Linked DNA regions of Homo sapiens: region 1 is linked to region 2. Evidence: chromatin loops called from intact Hi-C (ENCODE). Cell type or tissue: heart left ventricle. All regions are shown on one strand. Links, peaks and the distances in the headings refer to the core of each region. The heading gives the core; the rest is flanking DNA.

What was found. A loop is a pair of places that touch in the nucleus more often than their neighbours do. Peaks named below come from ENCODE experiments on the same cell type or tissue, not always from the same donor. Only the 100,000 strongest peaks of a DNase experiment are listed, where the experiment ranks them.
Region 1: it touches region 2 in a loop (6-fold over the local background); 2 of 110 quality-filtered maps call a loop at or near these places.

The regions. Positions count from the first base shown.
Region 1 is chr7:112,210,097-112,214,501 of GRCh38, forward strand. The region is part of intron 1 of ZNF277 (zinc finger protein 277); the gene reads left to right. Among named protein-coding and RNA genes, the nearest start is that of ZNF277, 5.6 kb to the left of the region's middle. In heart left ventricle, for the core only: no CTCF peak of the experiment used is centred there; no DNase peak of the experiment used is centred there; H3K27ac peaks cover 1,589 bases.
Region 2 is chr7:112,260,390-112,264,794 of GRCh38, forward strand. The region is part of intron 1 of ZNF277 (zinc finger protein 277); the gene reads left to right. Among named protein-coding and RNA genes, the nearest start is that of ZNF277, 56 kb to the left of the region's middle. In heart left ventricle, for the core only: no CTCF peak of the experiment used is centred there; no DNase peak of the experiment used is centred there.

The sequences.
Region 1 (4,405 bases), core at 281-4,280, 50 kb before region 2:
GCAACAAACCTCCAAGTTGTGCACATGTACCCTGGAACTTAAAGTATAATAAAAATAAAATTTTTAAAAAACATACACCTTTTTGACTTCTTGAAAACTGCTTCTTTTAAGAGATTTTCTTCTTGCTCTGATTAAAATGTTAGTCTGTGTGTTTAATACCCTGGGACAGTGAGGCCTAGGAAGACTTTTTATAGAAATCCTTGCAATTCCTCAAAATCTCTGCTAGAGTGAGTCAGTGGGTGGGGTGCAGGCAGGTGCAACACTCACTGAGACCACTGTGTTGCCAGACTTCTGTGGCTCCATCCTTCTCCAAGAAAGTCCCCACATTGAGGTCAAGGATTTTTTTGCTTTTTTTGTTTTTGTTTTTTGTTTTTTTTTTTTGTTTTTTTTTTTGAGACAGAGTCCTGCTCTGTAACCCAAGCTGGAGTGGAGTGGCACGATCTCAGCTCACTGCAACCTCCGCCTCCCGGGTTCAAGTGATTCTCCTGCCACAGCCTCCCGAGTAGCTGGGATTACAGGCGTGTGCCACCATGCCCAGCTAATTTTTATATTTTTAGTAGAGACAGAGTTTCGCCATCTAGGCCAGGCTGGTCTCAAACTCCTGACCACAGGTGATCCACCCTCCTCGGCCTCCCAAAGTGCTGGGATTACAGGCGTGAGCTACTGCACCTGGCACACTAGGTCAAGGGTTAAAGGACACTGCTTTACATACATCTGAACAGTAACCAGAATTTCAATTTGTCTCCTAAAATTAAGAACAGATAATAAATAGATTCAGCATCCCTCACGTGGTGTCATTGGCATTTGTTCTTTTGCTGTTTTTAAAAATCAGCAAGGTAGCACAATTCAGTAATAATACATTTAGGAGGCTTTTGTGACTGAGGCTATTTCTTCTGAGTATTAATCTGTATCTCCATATTGTAATATTCTGTCAAAGTCAACTTTTTTCCCTCCGAATGGGTGTTTAGTAGTTGATGATTTTGCTAATGCTTGGATTCTGGACCTTATTATCTGATGATTTTGGTAATGTTTATCTTCCAGAGAACTTACTATCTCATGTGTGATGTCTCTGGAAGAAAGAGGGAAGGGTAGCAGGTGATGTAAACTCCTCATTCTTGTATTTCCTATTTCAATAAATGGCATCAAGTCTAAGCTAGAAACCTAGGAAGCATCCTTGATTCCTAACTCGCCCTCAGGTACTGAATTTGATCAGTTAGCAAGCCTTATTTTTCTGCGCCTGTAGTATATTTTGAACCTGTTCCCTCTATTCATAGCTACAGCCACTGTGCTAATTCCATTACTAACCCTCACCATTACTGCTGAATTACCTACCTGCATCTCCCATGCCCCAGAAAGTGCTCTTGAGAACCAGTTGTATGTGTGTTTGTCAGCCTGATTCTGTTCTTGGCACATTGTTAATGTTTAATAAGTGTTTGACCAGAATGGAATTCTAGCCTGAACGATTGCAAAACCTTCCTGTTGATCTCACTGACTCTTGACTTTACCTCCTTTAATCCACATTGTAAAACAAATATATTCATGGATCTCCACTTGAAATCTTCAGTGTAATTCTGCTACATGTATAATTAGGTCCAAACTCTCTGTGTGGCATTTAAGATTCTAATCTACTTGTCTAGCCTCATCTTCAGTCACCCTGCTTCCTTTCCCATATCTCCATTATCCACTTACCATGTCACACTGTAGTTATTTTTTGGCAACTTTGTCTACCCCAGTGGACAGTGAACTTCTTGAGGTCAAGAGTTGCCTTATTTCACTTTTGTACATCCAGTGTTTATCAAAGCTGCATACAGTAAACATTGTATAACAGTCTAATGTTAGAATATGCTTGAAATTTATTCAAGGCATTTAGAGTGGCTACTATTTTGAGCAGAGGAACTGAAGTAGAATAAAAAACTGAATAGATGTTTTATGCTTGTGAAAGGTATGCATACCAACTAAAATGCAAAATATCAGGAGGATGATATTCTGTCAAGGTGATCATAGTTAGCATTTAAGGATAGTATTTCAGTTTTTTAAAATAAAGTTTTAATGTTGTTTAAATAATAATTACATTTTTTAAAAGAATACTTTAGATCTGGCCTTTATAACTTTAAGCCTGTAACTGAATGACCTACCACATGGACCTTGAATTCTGTCTTTCATCATCTATATGGCTGTTACCAATTTTCTACAGGCTGTCATTCTATTTCTATAAACCATTAAGTCCAGTCTCATATATTTGACATGGCAATGGAAAGAGGACTAGACCTTATTTTGACAAAACGGTATTTAAATTCCAATTCTGACATTTAAAAGCTGTGTAACATAGGTTTATTATATGTGCTGCCACATTTATGAAAATATCCGTATAATACCTGTCTTGCAGTTATTGTGATTATTTCATATTTATATATTTATGAAAGCCTAGCATATTTCCTGTTATAAAGTCAGACCTCAGTAAGTATTAGTTGCTTTCATTATAAAGATAGGCCCAATTATAAAGATCTGCCTGCTCTATCAAGAACTGCCTGCTCTTTGATACTGTATTCACTTAGGAAGCAATCTAAATTGTGGAGTAACCCTGGGGAAGCTTAGGAATGTGTTGGTGATAACTGCTTATGCTGTCAATGCTTTCCTGGAATTTGGGAGTTGTCAGAGTGTCTGTTGGTGCTACATACTAGTATTACAACTATGTGCTCTGCAAGCCTTTATATTATCTTCTGTATCCTCTCTCACTTCTATACAGTGCTACTCTACTCACACCCAGCTCCCCACCCGCACACACACACATTGACACTCAAAGTCATCAAGAAACTCAAGTAACATTGTATACTGGGGTTGCCTCACAAGGTATAGGCCGTGGGATGTCAGAGAAGATAAGAATTATAGAAACTACTCTTGTAGGTCTTGTTTGGTGACATGGTTTGGCTGTGTCCCCACCCAAATCTCATCTTGAATTCCCATGTGTTGTGGGAGGGACCTGGTGGGAGATAATTGAATCATAGGGGCAGGTCTTTCCTGTGCTGTTCTCATGATAGTGAATAAGTCTCATGAGATCTGATGGTTTTAAAAAGAAGAGTTTTCCTGCACAAGCTCTCTCTTTGCTGCCATCCATGTGAGACGTGACTTGCTCTTCCTTGCCTTCCACCATGATTGTGAGGCTTCCCCAGCCATGTGAAACTCTAAGTCCAATTAAAACCTCTTTCTTTTGTAAATTGCCCAGTCTCGGGTATGTCTTTATCAGCAGCATGAAAATGGACTAATACATTTTGTATAAGGTTCTGAAGAGGCCTTATTTAAAGCATTCTTTTATTTTCCTATGACAAATCAATGGGACCCAACTTGTAGGATATTTAGAGAAGAGCTCTTATTAAAAGGGATATAATAATGATGATGTGTATGATAGCTAACATTTTTTTGAGCACTAACTGTGCCAGATACTGTTTCAAATGCTTTTATAGGTATTATCTCATTTCATCTTCATAGCAACCCCTAGGTAGTCATATTACGCTTTTTATGTACAAATGAGGAAACTGATGAAAAGAGTAGCTTGCCCAAAGTCACACAATAACTGAGAAAAGACTTTTATCCTATGCACGGTTGTAATGATGTCTCATAGTAACTAAATTCCATTGAATGAGGTCTGAAACAGACTTTTCTTACACATAAATATGCTCTAAAGCCAATGTTACCATAGAAAGGCAGTATGGAATAGTGAAAAGATTTTAAAATCAGGCCAGCTTAGGATCAGATTCTGGTAAACCTCTGAACTTCAGTTTCTCTTCTGTAAAATGAGTAATACTGTATCTATATTGCTGGGATGTGGAAATGATTAGGTGAGATGATATAATAGTCTGGTCTTCAATTGTGACTGTTATTTCAGTCATAGGTATAGGCACATCTTTGGCATATGTGCCAGAAGTGATACAAGTGGTTTTAATATGTCTTCTGCACTTGAAGAGCAGGTTATTATTGAGGGATTTGATGGGTCAGATACCGAATTACATACACTTATTGTGTTGACCTTGACCTTCCCATTCATGCAAAAGAATAGTGCTGCCCTTTACAATACACACTCATACACTTCCATCTGGAAAAACTGTAAAGAGGATGTCGATCAGATTCATATAATAGAAATCATACTCTCTTCTAAATATAAATCACGAGTATATAGAAACAAGCAATGTGCATAAACTGCTGTCTCCAGTGATTAAATCTTCAAATGTTTCTATTAGCTCTTCTTAGAGAACTTTGCCACAAAATTAGGGTTCAGTTTTGACTTATTTGATAAACTTATCAGACTCTGAATGAGTTGGCTTTTCATTGACAGTACCTTAAAGACTTGCCACCTCATGCTGAAACAAGTATGTTCTACTGACCTACTTGACCCAAAGGTGAGCAGGGC
Region 2 (4,405 bases), core at 168-4,167:
ACATATTATTTACAAATGAGTATCATATTATAAATATGGTTTTCTATATTTTTTCATTTAGCAATATGTTCTGAGTATTTTCCCATACTACTCAATCTCTCAAAACACATTTTAATGACTTGCTTAATTTCTATAATTCATTTAAGTATTGTTGGGTATTGAGTCATTTCTAATTTTTTCCTAGCGTTATGTAACATCAACGTATATTCTTGAATAAACCCCTCAGTCTTGCTCTTATAGGGTGTTATTTCTAGGAAGCGATAAGCCTTAGTTACCAGTTAAACTTTAATTTTCAAATTCCATTTCAGAGTGTAAGGAACATATTAATTTCCTAAAACTAGGGCAAAATGGGAATGAAATCAGGAGTGGGAGGTGGGCTAGGCGGAGAGCACAGGTGATAGAAATAGTTGGGCCTACTCTAGTGTCTCTGCTACCTTTTCTGACTTTCAAGATGAATAAAGCATTGAGTGATTGTGTTTTTCATCTGAGGTTCACTTCTTACAAATTTATGATATTTTTCTTTTAGTCTTAACAGTTCTTCCAAGATTTGATAGATTTGTTAATGTCATTCAAAGCCAATCACAGAAATGTGTGTGAGAAAGAAAGATCAGAACTCACAACAATAGGTTACCCAACCCTTAATTAGTTTCTATTAGATCTTGCTTCAGTGGTTCTGTTTATGGGTTTGCTCAGACAGCTTGGGAAGATCCCAGCCACCATAAAAACTTCAGCCGTTGGTCAGTTCATAAACTCTATAGATCTCTATCATTCTCTGCGTTAGATTCTTTTAATTCTTTACTTGGCTTCCCTTGTACTATAGGTTATCTGGTGTCATCAGCTTCAACCAGGTGCATAAGTGATGGAAATGAAGTTTCAGTAGTAAAGTACATACTTGAAGACTGTCCCTCCTTTTACCTTTTCTAAAGTCCATTTTACCTAACATACAACAATTTGGTTTTCAGCTTATTTATTTCAGAAATAAATTTGCTACATCCCATAAATGCAATGGATGGCATTTCATATGCCTAGCTCTATCTACTTTCTGATTATGTTTTTGTTTTTCAGATTAAGAAAACTGATTATTTTATTTTAGCCTATATCGACAATCATTTCTTGCTTTTTCTGTGAGGAAAGAATGATAACTCTGGAATTGATGATGGAAAAAATACTCCTTTTTTGGTGTTAACTTCTCCCCTAATTTATTTTCTTGCTTCTTCCCTAAATACTACCACACCACATAACATTTCACCCCAAATTCTTAAATTTTTTAACCTTTATGATCCATTTAGGAGTGTATCTGTTTTTATGAATTTATTCATAATCTTGTCTCCATTAAAAGACACCATTGCTCATTTGCTTAATCCTCTTGAATATCAAAGCCTCTAGTCAAAGCTCTTGTGTCATTCAGCTCACTTTCACTTGAATATTCTATAATAGAAAACTTTTTTAAAGCAAGGTGACCTGAACTACCATTTGTTCCAAATAAAGTTCATTATTGGTTTTTAAGTAACATCTTTTGACTTATACCAAGGCACTAAACATTTCAGAATGGTTTAGTTTTTAAAGCACTTTGCCAAAGGTTTAGAGTATTATCTTCTATTAAACATTGATTCTTCTGTTCAGTGTCTTGTAGCATATGAGTACCTAGGGTGTACTCATTTTCTATAGAAATTGGTGTTCCCTAACTCACTATTTTCTATTTCTCTACAATGAGTTCTTTTCACTACTCTCAGCCAGCCTGCATGTAATAGCTCTCCTCCTTCCTACAATCTGCCCTTCTAGTTTCGCAGCCTCAATAGATTTCGTCTTTCTTCATGCCCTATCTTCCAAATTACTGAGACATTTAAAAAAGCAATACAAAAAAAAAAAAAAAAAAGATCATTGAGCCACGTGTGTAGACTGCTTGCCCAGATTAATGGATCTTAAAATGGCCAAGCTGCTAGCTAGGAATTTTCAGCTTTATATTAAATCTCAGCATGCAAGCCAAAAAGAGAGCACTGTATGGGATATTGTCATTACAAAGAGAACTTGGTACTTTAAGTTCCTATAGCAAACAGTATTTTTAGATTCAATTTTTATAGGGATTGTCTGTTTGCCATAGTTATTTATTTATGAAAAAAGTACACGGTTTACATGATTTATTTTCTGTATTGATATATTAAAGGCTAATAAGTTAAATATATAAATAAAGGTAATTTATGACAAAAAGTTTGTTCTGTAGCATTGCCCTCAGAATATTTTATAAACAATATAGAGGGCTACATATTTTTAAGAAAAATATTTTGTCTTGATAGTATAAAAATGTGCCATTTTTCCTATTTAGAAACTCTTCAAAGCTTAGCATTTAAGAAGTTATATTTTATATTTGTTCCAATTAGAAATATGGATACTTTTGGTTATAAAAGTTGATATATAATACTGCCTAACTTCATAGGGACTTAGACACTCACAGTGTCCATAAAAAAATAATAAAAATAGTACAGAGCAGTAATAAAATATATATTGTATTTCATTAACAACATTCCTGCTGTCAAGAGGAGGAGGGAAAAACCAGGGTTTCTCCATCGTAATCCAAATGTTAAGATATTTGCTCAGGGAGTGTATTATGAGCTATAATGAGCTTGGGCTCTGGAGTCAGACTTTATGGATGCCAGTCCTCTCCATTTCTTACTGGCAGTGTAACCCTTGTATAACCTTTTTGTCAAGGAAGGGCCTCTACTCAATATGTGAAACAGAAAGCTGGATTTACTGTTGTTGGACAGTGGAGATACGTACTTGTAAGGCACAGTCTTTCTGAATAAAGCAGACTGCTGATCTTATTGAGGGTTTTGAGACTAGTAGAGGTTAGGGACTGGCCAACTGTCAGAAGCAGGAGGGTGTATGGGGATTGGGTCCCATTAGCTATGGCAGTATAGTCATTAAATGAGGCTGTTGCCAATGATTCAGAAATGTGGTAATGGAATTGAGTTCTCACTGACCCATTGGGATGAGTTTAAAACTGTTTATGATTCTTACTACTTAACAATAATAAAACTGCCTTCCTCATAGGACATTTCTGATAATTAAATCAGAGACTACATGTAAAATTCCTAGCATGATGCCTAATAGAAACAGGCCTTCTTCTTTATCAGTCTGACCTTAAAGAGAGTAAAGCCCTTCAACTATGAAAGCCCCAGCTTTTGTAGCTTCAGATCATCACACTGGGCAGTGTGGCCTCTCAAATTTGTCTCACTCCTCAGTGTTATACAGTACATGCTGTTCATTTGCATTTGTGTGTGTAGTTAATACATGGCTCTGCAATGTCAGCATTTTCTGCAGTATTTGTCTCAGTTGTAAGTAGATATCATTTGCTTTCCATGCCAGTGGGCTTTTTGTGGGTTTGGTTTTGTTAAGCTTTTATGAGCATCACATATCTCTGTGAGAACCTGTTGAAAGCTGTGAACACTATCCCCTGAGAAATGTGCATATAAATATACACATTTTTGTGTACAGTTTATTGGGTTCTCAGGCTTCATGAAAGTTCAGGCCCTGCTCTTCAGAGCTACCTCTGTTCAAAAGGATAAATTCTCTGTCAGAATCTTCACCTCTGGAAACACAGATTTCAGTTGTAAAACATTGAAAAATATAAACAAAAACAGCGCCTTAGAAAACAAAATGTATCTTGGCATTTCAAAGCAAAGGTTGACATTGACTAGATAGGAGGCTTCCAGCTCCTGCCAGCCACAATGACCTTTTCTAAGCAAAAGTGTAGGCCAGGGCAATGGGTTTTGAATATTACTGTGCATAAGCCAATGGATTATGTACACTAATATTCATTAGCTTATGTATACTAATATTCAAAACCCGTTGCCCTGGCCTACACTTTTGCCTAGAATGCAACTCCTAAATGCTAATGCCCAAACTTTCTTTAGCCACAACATAATATATAAGTAAACCACATTAAAATGTCCATATTCTTTGACCTAGAAATTCTACTTCTAATAATTTGTCTCAAGAAAATTATCATTTAAAAATGGCAAAAAATTAGGTACAGGTGTTTTCACTGCAACTTTATTTATGGTAACAAGAAATGTATGCAACCTAAGCATCTAACCTGAAGAATCGGTTAAACAAATTGTGTTATGTTTCAATGTTAGAATACTGTGGTTCTTGCAAGTAATTTTATAGAAGGATATTCCATGGTGTGGAAAGTTATTTGTAGCTATTAAATGGAGAAAAAAAAAGTATCAAGAAAGTATTTTTTGAAATTTTAATAAAAATATATGTTGAAATATACAAGTATACCTCAGAGATATTAAGGGTTTGGTTTCAGGTCACCACAATAAAGACAATATTCACAATAAAGCGAGTCACATGGATTTTTTTGGTTTCCTAGTACATGTAAAAGTTATATTTACACATATTA